Regions from separate parts of the Homo sapiens genome. Here region 2 is linked to region 1. A link is an interaction called in ENCODE POLR2A ChIA-PET data of the cell type or tissue named here. Cell type or tissue: Panc1. All regions are shown on one strand. Links, peaks and the distances in the headings refer to the core of each region. The heading gives the core; the rest is flanking DNA. Region 1 overlaps C12orf75 (chromosome 12 open reading frame 75). Region 2 holds the start of LOC105369956 (a long non-coding RNA gene).

Evidence for each region. ChIA-PET counts read pairs that join two places held together with the same protein. Peaks named below come from ENCODE experiments on the same cell type or tissue, not always from the same donor. Only the 100,000 strongest peaks of a DNase experiment are listed, where the experiment ranks them.
Region 2: POLR2A ChIA-PET joins it to region 1 with 12 read pairs; 1 of 35 experiments calls an interaction of 5 or more read pairs at or near these places.

What each region holds. Positions count from the first base shown.
Region 1 is chr12:105,352,891-105,360,025 of GRCh38, forward strand. The region is part of intron 2 of C12orf75 (chromosome 12 open reading frame 75); the gene reads left to right. Among named protein-coding and RNA genes, the nearest start is that of C12orf75, 26 kb to the left of the region's middle. RefSeq lists a silencer at 4,746-4,815. In Panc1, for the core only: no CTCF peak of the experiment used is centred there; no DNase peak of the experiment used is centred there; H3K27ac peaks cover 367 bases.
Region 2 is chr12:105,439,634-105,446,768 of GRCh38, forward strand. It overlaps LOC105369956 (a long non-coding RNA gene), which reads right to left and starts at 4,581. Exons shown (of 3, transcript XR_945297.3): 1 at 4,229-4,581; 2 at 3,252-3,392. It overlaps LOC105369955 (a long non-coding RNA gene), which reads left to right. Exons shown (of 3, transcript XR_945295.3): 3 at 2,559-3,264. In Panc1, for the core only: no CTCF peak of the experiment used is centred there; no DNase peak of the experiment used is centred there; H3K27ac peaks cover 2,783 bases.

The DNA.
Region 1 (7,135 bases), core at 1,751-5,750:
TTTTCCCTCTCTTTCTGTCTCTTTGAAATTAAATCACAGTGCAGTAACACACTGAACAAAACAAACAAAACAGTGAATTCAAGGTAATGACATTCGGCCGCTTTCACAAACCTGCCAACATCAACCATGTTCTTATTTTAGTGTGGCAGATTCTCAGCTATTTGGCACAAATAGGCTGCGTTGGGATATTTTTGGTAGGAAATGGCAGAAGCCCAGTTTAAACTGGCCTAAACAAACAAACACAAAGGAATTTATTGGCATGTGGAGTGGAAAAGCTCCAGGGACTTGGCTGTAGTCACAGCTGGATCCAGGTGATCAAACAACAGGAAGAAATTCTCTTCTCTGCTTTCGTCTTCATTCTTAGGCAGCTTTCCTCAAGTGGTGACAAACAGGACCAGTTTATATCTTATCAGCTTCCTAATTCCTGTGGAAAAAAGCAGCTTCTTTTTCCTTGTAGTTTGATCAAAAGTCCTAGGGCTGGGCTCTCTTGGCCCGTTGGGGTCATGTTCCTATCTCGGAATCAGTCAGTGGGCCAGGAGAATGTGGGGTGCTCATTGGCCAGGCTGCAGTCATGTGCTCACCACTGGAGCCAATCAGTATCATCAGCCCCACCTTACCATATGGCCAAAGAGCAGAAGAGGGGTGATTCCCCACGGAAAAATTGGGATGCCGTTACCAAAAAAAAGGGGAGAAATTGTAAGTGGGCAAACCGAAACAATTGGAATTTAATTGAAAGCATTTTTTTTTGTAGATCAATTTTCGTGTTCTTAAAGAAGTCTTGATTTAAAGCTTAAGCAATATTTATAAGAATATTATGACTACGTTTCAAATAAGAAACAGTATTAAATAAGTTGACTCAAATATAATGTTTGCTGTTGAAAATAAAAAACCATAGCTACTCAATGTAAACAATGTAATTCAAATACTTCTTTCACTTAAAACATGTAAAGTGAATCTTACTGAGATTCTTTCCTTGGTAAAGCTATTTTATTATTATGGAAGGTAGCAAATACAGGGAAAAATATTTTGGAATGAAATGACATAAAACCCATTGGCAATTTGTTTTTGTTTTTGTGTTTGGAAAAAAGAAATGATAAATCTTTTATGTTGAGTTTCTTGGGATCCTTTATAAATTTACCATGTCTAATGCACCCATGTCAGCTGAGCCCTCTCTGCTCCTCATAGATACAGACCTTAGGGTATCTGATGGGCTCTTTTCTCATCCATGTAGTAGAAGGTAACGCTGTCTTCTGAGGGTGAAGAGGATGGGGTTGAAGTAGCATTGAAAAAGCCTGCATTTTGGAAGCAGAGGGACTTGTGTTTAAAATCCCCTTCACCATTTGCTAGCTGTGTTACATTGTGTCCTTAGTATAATTATCTGTGAAATTGGGATAATATAATAACTGTGCAGGGTGATCATCTTCATCATCATCATTCTTACAGTAGTAGCTAATCTTTACTGAGGACTGTGCACCATACACTGATTTCCAGCATTTTCTGTACGTTATCTCCTTCCATACCCATGATAATCTGATGGACAGAATAATGATGTTTCATTTTACAAGTGAGGAGGTGGGGAGCACAGAGAGCTGAAGTAGCTGCTGGAGGGACAGATTACAAATACAGTATATTTAATATCCTAGGAAAATACTTGGCATTATGCTTGTTGCCCCCGGTGAATGACAGCTAGAATTATTAGTTAGTTTAAAATGTTGTTGAAAAAATTTGGCAGGGCCTCTGACATGAATACTTGATGGCAGAAGACCCAGCATATTGAGGGCCTTGCTGTGGTTAGAAATCATATATTCCCATTGGTAGCCATGATGAGATTTTCCTTAGGTCGGACCCTGTGAAATAGGAGCAGGAAGAGAGAGAGCAGATGGACGGATTCATCCAGGGATGGAGAGGAATAGGTGGTGACCAGCAAGTGCTGCAGAAATACTTGACTGCAAGACATGTGCTAGGGAGAGAGGGAAGGGAAACACGAGGGGCTGATGGATAGGGAGGACGGGGAGGGATGGATGAACTGGAGCTGATGTTGCAATAAGAAAGCAGCCTTCTTGGGAATGATGGGACTATCGAAAGGAGGATTTTTTTTTCCTCCCTAGGGAGTGGGATTTTCTACTCTAAAATGTGGTAAAATAGTTCCAGGAACTATACTCCATGGAGCAGCCATCGGAGTATGTTAGCGGAGCAGCACAGAAGTTGTTGGGATAGAGGAAGTCAGCAAAATATGAGGTGAGAGGTTGGATGGGTGGTTTTCACGAATTTCTTTTTCTTTTTCTTTTTCTTTTTTTTTTTCAGAGTTTTGCTCTCTTGCCCAGGCTGGAGTGCAGTGGCACTATCTCAGCTCACTGCAACCTCTGCCTCCTGGGTTCAAGTGATTCTCCTGCCTCAGCCTCCCAAGTAGCTGGGATTACAAGCGCATGTCACCACGCCCAGCTGATTTTTGTGTTTTTAGTAGAGTTGGGATTTTGCCATATTGGCCAGGCTGGTCTCGAACTCCTGACCTTGTGATCCGCCCGCCTTGGCCTCCCAAAGTGCTAGGATTACAGGTGTGTGCCACTGCACGTGGCCATTTTCATGGAGTTTTAAATTGACCAAGATAATGGTGCTTAGAAAGAAAAACTTTGGGTCAGGGTCAAAATCTTTGGTGCTCTGGGGACAGTTATGGCAGGGTTTAGACTCCAGAGAGGAGAGGTTCTGAGTGAAAATGAAATGGCCCCACCTGTAAGAGCTCTGTGGGGAGATGAGGAGCATGCTGGCTCTGTCTCCTGTTAGGAGAAGCTAGGGTAGGTGAGAACAAGATGCATATTCTTGAGGTTTTGAGAAAAGTGGTGCCAGCAAGGAAAAGCCAAATTTCTTAAGGTAAGGAGATGAAGAGTGCACCCTTGCCTTATAGCAAATGATATTTTTACAACCAATTCTGAAATAATTCCTAACACTGTGTGCCCCTTAGTAAGAGAATAACTGGGGGGAGGAGAGCTAGAGAGGACAGGGAATTTGCAGTCTGGCTCTTGATCTCTTGCTTCTGGATAAAGAGAAGTTGAAAGCATTCCTTTGAAGTGAATGTTACTCATGTTCTCCAGTCATACACTCTGGAAGAAAGAAAGGGACTAATATTGGCCAATGGGCTCATCCAGGGAGAGAGATCAAAAGAAAACAGTCCAAAGAAGTTTTGAAATTGGAAAGAAATGAATGATATTAAACATAGGCCAAAACAGCCAATGGTAAAACATAATTCATTGTGTAATTAAGGGTTTGCTAGAATGGATTGAAACCACCCCAAGGAGCAGGAACCATCATGAAAACATGTTATAAAGAAAATTAAATAATTATATTTTATCTGGAGAATTGTAGTGTAGATGGAAGTAAACACAATCAATTAATAAACCTATTCCAGAAGGTTATCATGAATGGTAACTAGAAACAGATCAGGAGAGCCATGGTCTCCAGGGTTTCCATATTCAATTTTTACTGTTTACGAGTCAAAGTAAGTTTAGCCTCTTTAGTGACACTGCAAATAGGGAAAAAGAAAAGACTACAGGCTTTTTTTTTTTTTTTTTTTTTGCTTTTTAGATCATCTCTAATAAGAATAGCTGTATATTTAGAACATTTTTCTTGATGAATAAGTAAAAAATAAATCATTTCTTTGCCACATAACTTTGTTAGTTCTAGAAGCCTAAGGGAAGTGAGAACTTTCTGAATTTTCAGGTAAGTTGTAGCAAGGATGACTTGGGAGCTGCTGTTTCAAATGGCTGGCTGCTATCTCATATTTGTCATCTGTATTTGTCCTTGATCATGACATGGTTCCATTATTTCACTGTTAAAATCTTTAGGTCACTTGGGATAGCTATTTTATACAACCCAGAAACTAAGTAAATGTAATGATGAAAGATTTTGACTACCATATATTACTGAGGAAGAAAAAGATTCATATTTTATGTATTAACTTTGAATAAGGTTTCACTTAATGAAAGTGATAGTTATTGGTAAGATAAATCATAGTAATTTAAAATGATTGTAAGGTTGAGGTGTTCCATGCAGATATTTGGTTTTAAATAGGCATGCAAAAAATACATTAATTTAAAAAAAGGCCAGGTAGGCGAAAGCCCACCCACCCCAAAGAGCAGCCACAGAGACATGGTCGTTTTGGAGGCAGCCCACCTTCCAGAACCCCGACCTACAAGAAGACAGAGCTTATTTATGATTAGAGAGACATTCAATGTCTCCAGTTCATTCAGAAAAAGTCTGTGACCCTAGTATAAAACAGAAGGATGCATAACTACCTAGAGAATCTGGATCAGCACTGCTATTCACCCTGAGAAGGGTAAGAAGAGCACCTGGCTGGTTTTAGTAAGTTCACAGGAAGTGAGCTAGAAGTGGAATTAATAGAAACTCTGAGACAGAGGAAACCCGAAGCCATCCATCTGTAATCTTAGTTGCAGTGGTTGCCTTTGGTCAGTTGCTTTTTTTTCTTTTCTTCTTTCTTTTTCTTGCATGCCGAGTGTCAAGCCAACTTTGATAAGGTACATATCACTAAACAGTATCTTACTCTACAAGAGTGAGTCATGTTTAAACCATCAACTGAGGATTTATCTTTTCAACAATCCCAAAAGACGTTGAAAGTGGGGAGAATATGAGTTACGGGGGTCACCTTGAATAACACTTGTTTCTGCAAACAGTTTTATTAATGCTATGACTGAAAGTCTGACTCAGAGCCCTGTAAGTGTGTGACCTTAGGCTAGGAGATGATTATGATACTCAACGGGTGGCTTGAACCTCGACTCATTCTTTCTCCTTGATCACCTGTTCTTTGATAAAAGAAGCTACATTTTTTTGCTAACAAAAGGAGACCTGATTTTAGTTGAATGCCCAATGTATTTTCTGTGTGTGTGTGTGTGTGTGTGTGTGTGTGAGAGAGAGAGAGAGAGAGAGAGGAGAGAGAGAGAGACAGACAGACAGACAGACAGACACAGGGTCTTGCTCTGTTGCCCAGGCTGGAGTGCAGTGGTGCGATCATGACTCACTGTAACCTCGACCTCCCAGGCTCAGGCAGTCTTCCCATTTCAGCCTCCTGAGTAGCTGGGACTACAGGTGCAAGCCAGCATGCTTGGCTATTTTATTTTGTATTTTTTGAAGAAACAGGGTCTCCCTTTGTTGCCCCAGCTGATCTTGAACTCCTGGGCTCAAGATATCTGTCTGCCTTGGCTGCCTGAATTGCTGAGATTACAGATGTGAGTCACTGCGCTGGGCTCAGTGTATTTTTTAAACCTGGTCCAAATTGGTGAATACATGTTCTATGGTTCTTAGGGAACGTTCCTGTGGTTTAAAAGGTTTTATAGCTGGGCATGGTGGCACGTGTTTGTAGTCCCAGCCACTCAGGAGGCTAAGGTGGGAGGATCACTTGAGCTGAGGAGTTCGAGACCAGTCTAGGCAACATAGTGAGACTCCATCTCTACAAAACCAAAAAACATATATGTTAGCCAGGTGCGGGGTGTGCGCCTGTGGTGCCAGCTGCTAGGGAGGCCGAGATGGGAGCATCGCTTGAGCCTGAGAGGTTGAGGCTACAGTGAGCTATGATTGTGCCACTGCTCTCCAGCCTAGGCTATGGAGCAAGACCCTGTCTCAGAAAAAAACCAAAACAATAATAATAAATAAATACAGGGTTTTCCTGATAAGATGGTATTTGAGGTTATGATTAAAAAATATTTCAGTCTTACATTTTTTCAAATGTTGCATTACTTTCCACAAATTTTTCAAATGGTATAGATGAGGAGAAACAAAACATTGTCTTGATACCAGAGAAAGCAATTTACCGATAGGTTTTCAGTCATGCTTACCCTGGAAAAACAAGCTTATTACACAAGTTTATTCTTTAGAGTAGTGGCTCGTGTGCAACTAGAAAATGGAATCACTGCTCAGTAAATTAATGTAAATCCTTTAGTACTGGCTTCCTCCAGCACTCTTTGGACTCCAGAAGTCAGTCTTCCTTCTAAGATTGGCTCTGGGCACAGCTGTAAAGCGGATGATGTTTCGACCAAACCCCAGCACTTGGTTCCAGTCCCTTCCCTTGGGTCTTCCTTCCCCTTTCACTTCTCTAATGGACTTAATGTCTAGCATAGCTCCCCTAGCAAGAGCAGGATTTGTCTTGATGTGCCACGTACTTATTTCCAGATTTCCCTTGATCCCTTGGTAATTTGGGCTAGTTTCTCTTCCCCTGCGTCGGCACCAACGTTTGACTCCATGGTTGTGAAATTGAAGAAGTCGTGATAAGCTTCAATGCTTGGGGCCAGGCCAGAAGTGGTGGGAGGCAAACTGGTAGAATTCACCTTTTACTTTTTATTTTTAGGTGATTTGGTTTATGGCACCTGATCCCTTATCTCCTCTAACTCTGCATTTTGGTTCTCTTGGTATAAGCCTTATCTTCAAGGTTTCTTCCCCATTTATAGTAGATTAAGGGGTACTCTTGTTGCCCCTAAGTTGCTTCTCTCCCATTTTCCAGTTTTTAGTGCGTTGGCTTGTGGGCGTCTGGGCATTGCTTCCTGAATTGTGCCCTCCACCCCAGGAGGCTATTATTTAGCAGTGGATTATTACTGGCTGGGCGCAGTGGCTCACACCTGTAATCTCAGCACTTTGGGAGGGCAAGGCGGGTGGATCACTTGGGGTCAGGAGTTCAAGACCAGCCTGGCCAACATGGTGAGACCCCGTCTGTACTAAAAATACAAAAATTACTCAGGCGTGGTGGTGTGTGCCTATAGTCCCAGGTATTTGGGAGGCTGAGGTAGGAGAATCGTTTGAACCCAGGAGGCAGAGGTTCCAGTGAACTGAGATCACACCACTGCACTCCAGTTGGGGCAAAAGAGCCAGACTCCTTCTCCAGAAAAAAAAAAAAAAAAAAAGATTACGATTATACCATGAGAGATTTATCCTGGTTGCTGTATGTCCATTTGCTCCTTTTCTACGGGAGCAAGATTATGTTTAAACTGAGTTTGTAGAGATGTTTGGACCAATTAACTCCCAAAGAGTGTGATCAAGTGCAGCAGGACAGTTTGACCTCTTTTCTAGTTTCAGCCACCGTGAATTGGCCTTGTCTTCACTTTGTTTATCTCCTCCAGCACAGAATAATTCAATC
Region 2 (7,135 bases), core at 1,578-5,577, 87 kb after region 1:
TCTCCTAGGCCTCCATGTCTGTGATGAGAGGAACTGCTGTGAAGATCTCTGACATGCCCTGGAGATATTTACCCCATTTTCTTGGTGATTAATATTTGGCTCCTCATTACTTATGCAATTTCTGCAGCTGGCTTGAATTTTTCCCTAGAAAATTGGTTTTTCTTTTCTACCTCGTAGTCAGACTGCAAATTTTCCAAACTTTTATGCTCTGTTTTTTCTTGAATGCTTTGCCACTTAGAAATTTCTTCCACCAGATACCCTAAATCATCTCTCTCAAGTTCAAAGTTCCACAGATCTCTAGGGCAGGGGCAAAATGCCACCAGTCTCTTTGCTAAAGCATAGCAAGAGTGACCATTACTCCAGTTCCCAGTAAGTTACTCATCTCCATCTGAGACCACCTCAGCCTGGACTTCATTGTTCATCTCACTATCAACATTTTGGTCAAAGCCATTCAACAAGTCTCTAGGAAGTTCCAAACTTTCCCACATCTTCCTGTCTTCTTCTGAGCCCTCCAAACTTTTCCAACCTCTGTGCATTACCTGGTTCCAAAGTTTCATCCGCCTTTCAAGCATCTTTATAGCAGTACCCTACTCCTGGTACCAATTTACTGTACTAGTTCATTTTCACACTGCTGTAAAGAACTTCCCTGAGACTGTGTAATTTGTAAAGGAAAGAGGTTTAATTGACTCACAGTTGACATGGCTAGAGAGGCCTCAGGAAACATACAATCATGGCAGAAGGCAAAGGGGAAGCAAGCACCTTCTTCACAAGGTGGCAGGAAATAGAAGAAAGACAGTGAAGGAGGAACTGTCAACACTTTAAAACCATCAGATCTCATGGGAACAGCATGGGGGAAACCACCACCATGATCATCCAGTCATGTCCTACTAGGTCCCTTTCTTTACATGTGGGGATTACAATTCAAGATGAGATTTGGGGACACAGAGCCAAACCATATCCATACCCAATACAATGTAAATTCTGTATAAATATTTGTTATACTGTATTGTTTAGAGCATAATGAAGAGAAAAAGAGTCTACATGTTCAGTACAGATGTACATTTTTTAAAGAATATTTTCAATTTGAGGTTGGTTAAATCCATGAATGTGAAGCCCATGGATGTGGAGAGATGACTCTGTGTAAAAAATGCAGTGACTAATCAATGAGGTGCTCAGAGGAAACTTTAAAGATTAAAGGAGCCCTTCTAATTGATTTATTTGAAATAAGTGCTTCTATCAATTGAATATTTTAAAAAATTCCCAGAAATTAAAAAAATTGAATAAATACTTTTGATATGTTAAAGATGATAATCTTATAGAAACTTAAACGGTCAAAGAGTCTGAGTTTACATGCTTTCAGTGAAATTTTGCAAATGAGACTTATTTTTGGCTTAATGAAAAAGTTATATTTTCTCTGATTTATCAGGGTAAAGTATAATAGAAGCTTATGATTTTATTCTAATTGGGTATATTCTTTTTTGTTTGTTTGTTTGTTTGTTTGTTTTGAGACGGAGTCTCGCTCTGTCGCCCAGGCTGGCACAATCTCGGCTCACTGCAAGCTCTGCCTCCCGGGTTCACGCCATTCTCCTGCCTCAGCCTCCCTAGTAGCTGGGACTACAGGCGCCCATGACCATGCCTGGCTAATTTTTTGTATTTTTAAGTAGAGATGGGGTTTCACCATGTTAGCCAGGATGGTCTCGATCTCCTGACCTTGTGATCCACCTGCCTTGTGATCCAAGTGCTGGGATTACAGGCGTGAGCCACCGCGCCCAGCCTTAATTGGGTATATTCTTAAACTTACACAGGTTAACTGATCAAATAAACTAGGCTTACTTCTATTTAATACTTATGGTTATGAAAAATATGTATTTGTGTTGACTTATTCTGAAAAATTTTACTTCAACACTAATTATGTTTTGTAGTGTTAGACTATTAATTTCCAAGATATTTGGAACTATTAAATTTAGTTAATGAATAGATAGTCATTGGATGACAATATAATTTCTGAGTAAGATAGCATATTAAAACGTCAATTATTAAGCATAACTTAAAGTTTGTATACTTTTGCTTCTTATTTTTATATGCTATCTTTGTGCCTGTTAATGAATGTAATCATTTTTGCCACTTTGAGAAGTTGTATTAGGGTTGTGTGTAGCTGTAGAAAATTGTGTTATATTCATGGGCTCTGCTAGTCTGCAAAGTGCTGATGTGTGACAGTGGACAATTATCCACACTTCCTGCTTACCCCAGTTTTCTCTGGGAAATAAGGTTACTTTGGTTAAAAGTTATAACTGAATATACCTGAATGAGACTCTATTAGGAATAATCTTGGCAGAGAGGTATGTGTTTTTATGCAAGTTAATAATATATGTTTTTGTTAAGGGAAAAAGAAGATTGTAGTATGTGTAAATGCTTCTGAAAAGCTATAAAATATATTAGAATCTTAGCAAAATTTGTTCAATTTTGATGACCTTGTTTCCTTGTTTTACTGCTTATTGTCTTCACCTATAATATAAAGGTTATTTATTTATTTCTTGTCTCATTGATTTATCCTCTAGGAAAAAGAGACCAGTAGATCTTCACTTCAAGGGAATTCTGGATTTTGATTTTTTTCCCTTGCCTTATGTCTCTTTATTCATGCTTATAAGAGGTGTGAAAAGTTGGGGGAATCCTACCTGGTATGGTTAAGAGAATAGCAAGCAATTTAGACAATGCCATGAAGGCCACTGCAGGGTACCAGAATTGTCACCCCAAAATATGTCACTTTGGCATAAGAATTATTTTGAGCTGAAGGAAACTGAGAAATAGCAGGCACAGGAAGAATTCTCTGCTCTCCCCTTTTTTGCTTAAAAGCAGGACTTATATTTCCCTTTGTAAAACTGACATAAATTTCTATTTGTAAAGGTGTTCCCCGTATTAGGAAGAGAAGGATGACTCTCTTCATAACAAACCTTACTAAACAACCCTTATTTACCATACAAGTTCTAGTCACCTTCCCACAGTTTGCTGCCCCTAGGAGCCTAAACCCCAACTTTCCTTTGTCTTGTTACTTCTCTCACGCAGGATTTAGTGCCCGTTGTTAAAATGGTATATAATCCTCCAGGGCTAACTGCTTGTTTGGGGTCTTCACTTGTAAAAATGCCTCTGTCTACATAAAAATTAAAATATTAACATCAAATAAAATTTGTATGCCTTTTTCCTCATTTAATCTGTCTTTTGACAGATTAATTCACAAGTCCCACTCACAGTACCTGAGAGTAGAGAAAAAGGTTTCTTTTTCTCCTCTAAGCCACAGAACTCCTCATCCAAGAAGATGATGAAATTGGACAAGTGGTGGGTTCAGAACAGATCTGCTTTAGACATCATACTGGACTCTGGAGGAAGAACATGTGCTGTTTTAGGAGAAGAATGTCATATGTAAATCTCTGCAGACCTCTCTTAGATTTTTAATATTAATAAAAAGATCTGGGGAAGTAAACAAAGAAATCAGAAACTTAGGTCATTTGGTTAACAACTCCATGTCTGGTCCTGTGAACTCTTCAGATTGGGGGATGGGATCTGTTCTTTTAGTGTAACCTGGATGCCCTTGGCTCCTGACTGAGAAGTGAAGAACAAACTGAACATAATCCTGGTTTAGTATTTGTCTGTGTGGCAGGGTTCACATGTGTGATCTCTGGAGTCATAAAGGCTGTTCCTCAGCAGCTGTCCCATCAAATGTTCTGGCAAAAGGAAGGCAGAAAGAACTGGAAAATCTGATCCTTTTAGAGGTTGAAACAACCACCTCCAGAAACTTAGATGCAATTATTGATAGAATCTTGATATGCAATTATGACACCTCTAATAGTGGTAAAGAGCTGGATTGATTACATCCTCAGAAATCAATGGTTTATCCTTCAACTGAGGCTGAAAAATGACCTCAGGAGGGGCTGAGAACAGAAGTCTCCTTACCTCATATTCAGGCTGGGTGCTGAGAACCAAACACACCCTACTCTGCATTAACATGACATTGTGCTATTCTTGTGTCTTCATTAGAGTGGGCTACACAGGCAGATGTTGATTATTAAAACTTCCTGAAGATTCTTCACCTCTCTTGCTTTGAAATTGTCACGTTGCTGTTTCTAGCAATTCTGAACTGTTGTACCATGAACCTTACCCAATCCTAATCATATCTGGGCTTTCAAAGCCCACCTTAAATCAACTTCCAATTCTTAATAAATTCTGACCTCACCTTCTTCCTGCAAGACACGGCCACAGCTTTGCTAGGTGGTATTGTTACAGTAGATAGTTAGGCAATGGTGAGCAGAGCAGGAGAGCCCCGCGAACTCCCAGCCCAACAATGTCAGGTGACCATCAGGTGATGGTTAGGCAGTTGTTAAACTGTCTCTAAAATGATAATTGGTCCCAGCCAACGCCGGGGAAAGGCAGTCTCCCAGTAGACAGAAAACACCTGAAGCTGCTGATCAGTAGCTTCCCGATAAAATCTCAGGAGCTGGGTAAGCGGGCTCAAGCATGCGCACTAAGAGGCAAAATGGTGGAGTTTAACTGGTGTTTGACCTTCCTCTAGGAACGCTTGACTGGTAAGGGAAGAGCGCGGCGTATGAGCATGTACACAACTAAAGTAAACACACTGCGCATGCAACACCCCCAGGGCTGGCAGGCCATTACGCATGCAGAATGCCAGCGTATAAAACCCTAAGTTAAAGGTCAAACTGCAGACTTGAATCTCTCAAGTGGCCCCCTTGGCCCTCTTACAAGTGTACTTTACTTTCTTTCACTCCTGCTCTAAAACTTGCCTCCGTCTCTCACTCTGTCTTATGCCCTTTCCTTTGCCTTATGTCAAATTCTTTCTCTGAGGAGGCAAGAATTGAGGTTGCTGTAGACCCGTATGGATTTGCTGCTCCTAAGAGTGTTTCCTTTACTGCAGTAAGCAATGAACTCAGCTTTGTCTTATCAAGAGGTTGTGTCTGTGGTATTAGCGGAGCCAGCCTTTGACAGATGTTACAATTGGTTTAAAGGAGAAGTCAAACCACAAAGACTTTTATAGATCAGAAATAATGAAATAAATTTGCAAGCGACTGCAAAACTGGCTTTATTGTCGGGGGAAGAGACAGGTTCTCTCCCTAACAGACAGAATTTATTTTCATGTCTATGGACAAAATTACTGAATGTAAGTACTGTAATTACTACAGTACTTAGATAAATGACTGTAACTTTATTAGGCAGTAATACAGTTACAGAGCTCCCATAGAATCAGAATCAGATTATCTGGAAGGTTATACCCTAGACAATGCATAGTTTTCCATTGAAGCATAAATTTTTCCCTAAACTAGGTTCTGGGTGTGCTGTTCTAGGGGATTTCCCAGACATTATTGCGTTTAATCTTTACCACACCCTACAAGATGAATATTACAATTTCCTTTCTTTCAAAATGAGGAAACTGAGGCTCAGTGAGGTTTTTCAAAAACCACAAAAATGCTCTAATAACGTGTAATATATTTTGGTTAATGCAAACATCATATACTGAAAGGAAAAACTAAAAATTTTTGAATGGCAAGGAGAGAATTACTGGGTGTCATATGGCTGGTGTCATATGGCTGGGTGCTATCCAGTACTTTAATTTGGGTTCTTTAAGTTCATAGTAGTCTGCGCCTTTCACTGTCTTTGAGCTATTTTATAACTCTGTAAATGAAAAAAAAAAAAAAAAACCATAGTAATGTAAATGATTCTCATCCACAGTCAATGCAAATGAATGTTTGGTGGAGAAAACCAGTCTTGCATCTATTAACAAATGCATTTCCTCATTGCTGGGCATTTCTGATTGCCTACATAGGCGTCTGGTCTTTGAATTCTCCTTTGAACCAGTTTAACACCTTAGGGTTTCCTCATTAATTGGTGAATAAAATAAAACCTTTGACGTGTTCATTTTCTATTTGTATGACAGTCATGATTTTTACTCTTTAAGAAAATGTCTTTTAAAAAACAGTCAGAAATGACTTTAGCTGTGGGGCCACTTAATGTTTTGGGCCATAGGGAAGGTTAGCAGCTAATCTAAGGCTCTCCCTGCTCTGAAATTATTAGATTTTATGACCACATACCTGACATTCCTAGAGTTGCATGTTAAGCCATCTATTGTTTTCTTTCCAGAGCTATCTGATAGCACAGGCTGTCTGTGAAATACAGTCTGAGCAATTAGGCCTAGCTAACGTCTTCCTGACTGAAATGCCAGTACAAATATCTGACAGAAGCATGTGATTGAAAATAAATAGGGGCCAATTAATGGGAACTAATTTGGTATTACAATGGAAATAGGTGACCTAATGCATTCTAATTCCAGTTAAATGTGACTAATTCCAGTTAGTGTTTGAATTTCAGATACAGTTAACTTTAACCACTTGAGTCCTTGGAAGTTTCACAGTTATCACTAGTTATGCTGTAGAAATGTCTAGATCTTCACATGTTACCCTTGGGGCCTTTGTGACCTGGTAACTCCTGCTTCACCCTCCTGAGACCTGCATCATTAATTACTCATATAGTGTATTAAAGCTGAAATTCTTAGGTTAAAGGCATCAAAAAACTCAGATGTTTTCAGAAAATAGAGTATTAATCAGGGTCTTCTTTGCTGCAAGTGACAGGAAAGTCAAACTAATTTAAGTAAAAAAAAAAAGACTTTGTTGGGTCACATGGCAACAGTCCAGGGGCAATGTGAGTTCAGGTATAGCTAGATCCAGGGGCTCCAAACATGTCTTCAAGACCTGATATTTCTCCTTCTCTGTGTTCTGCTTCCTTTGGGTTGATTTCCTTGCTGATGGCCGTCCTCTGCTGATGGCCTTAGGTTATTCCTGGCTTGCAGGGTTGCTTCCCCAAGACCAGTGGAAAAGAGTCTGGTTCTCACCAACTCTTTCCGGTTGTTCAAACAAAAGACTCAGGATTGGCTCCAATTGGACTGATTGCCATGGCTTGGATTACGTGTCCATCTCAGAACCAATTGCTGTGTCTAGGAGGATGTGATGTTCTGATTGGCTAGGTTTGGGTCACATGTCCAGGATTATAGCTCATGGTTGAACACCTACCCCTGTGTTCCACCCAAAGCACAAACAAGAACAAAAAACCAAACACCACATATTCTCACTCATAG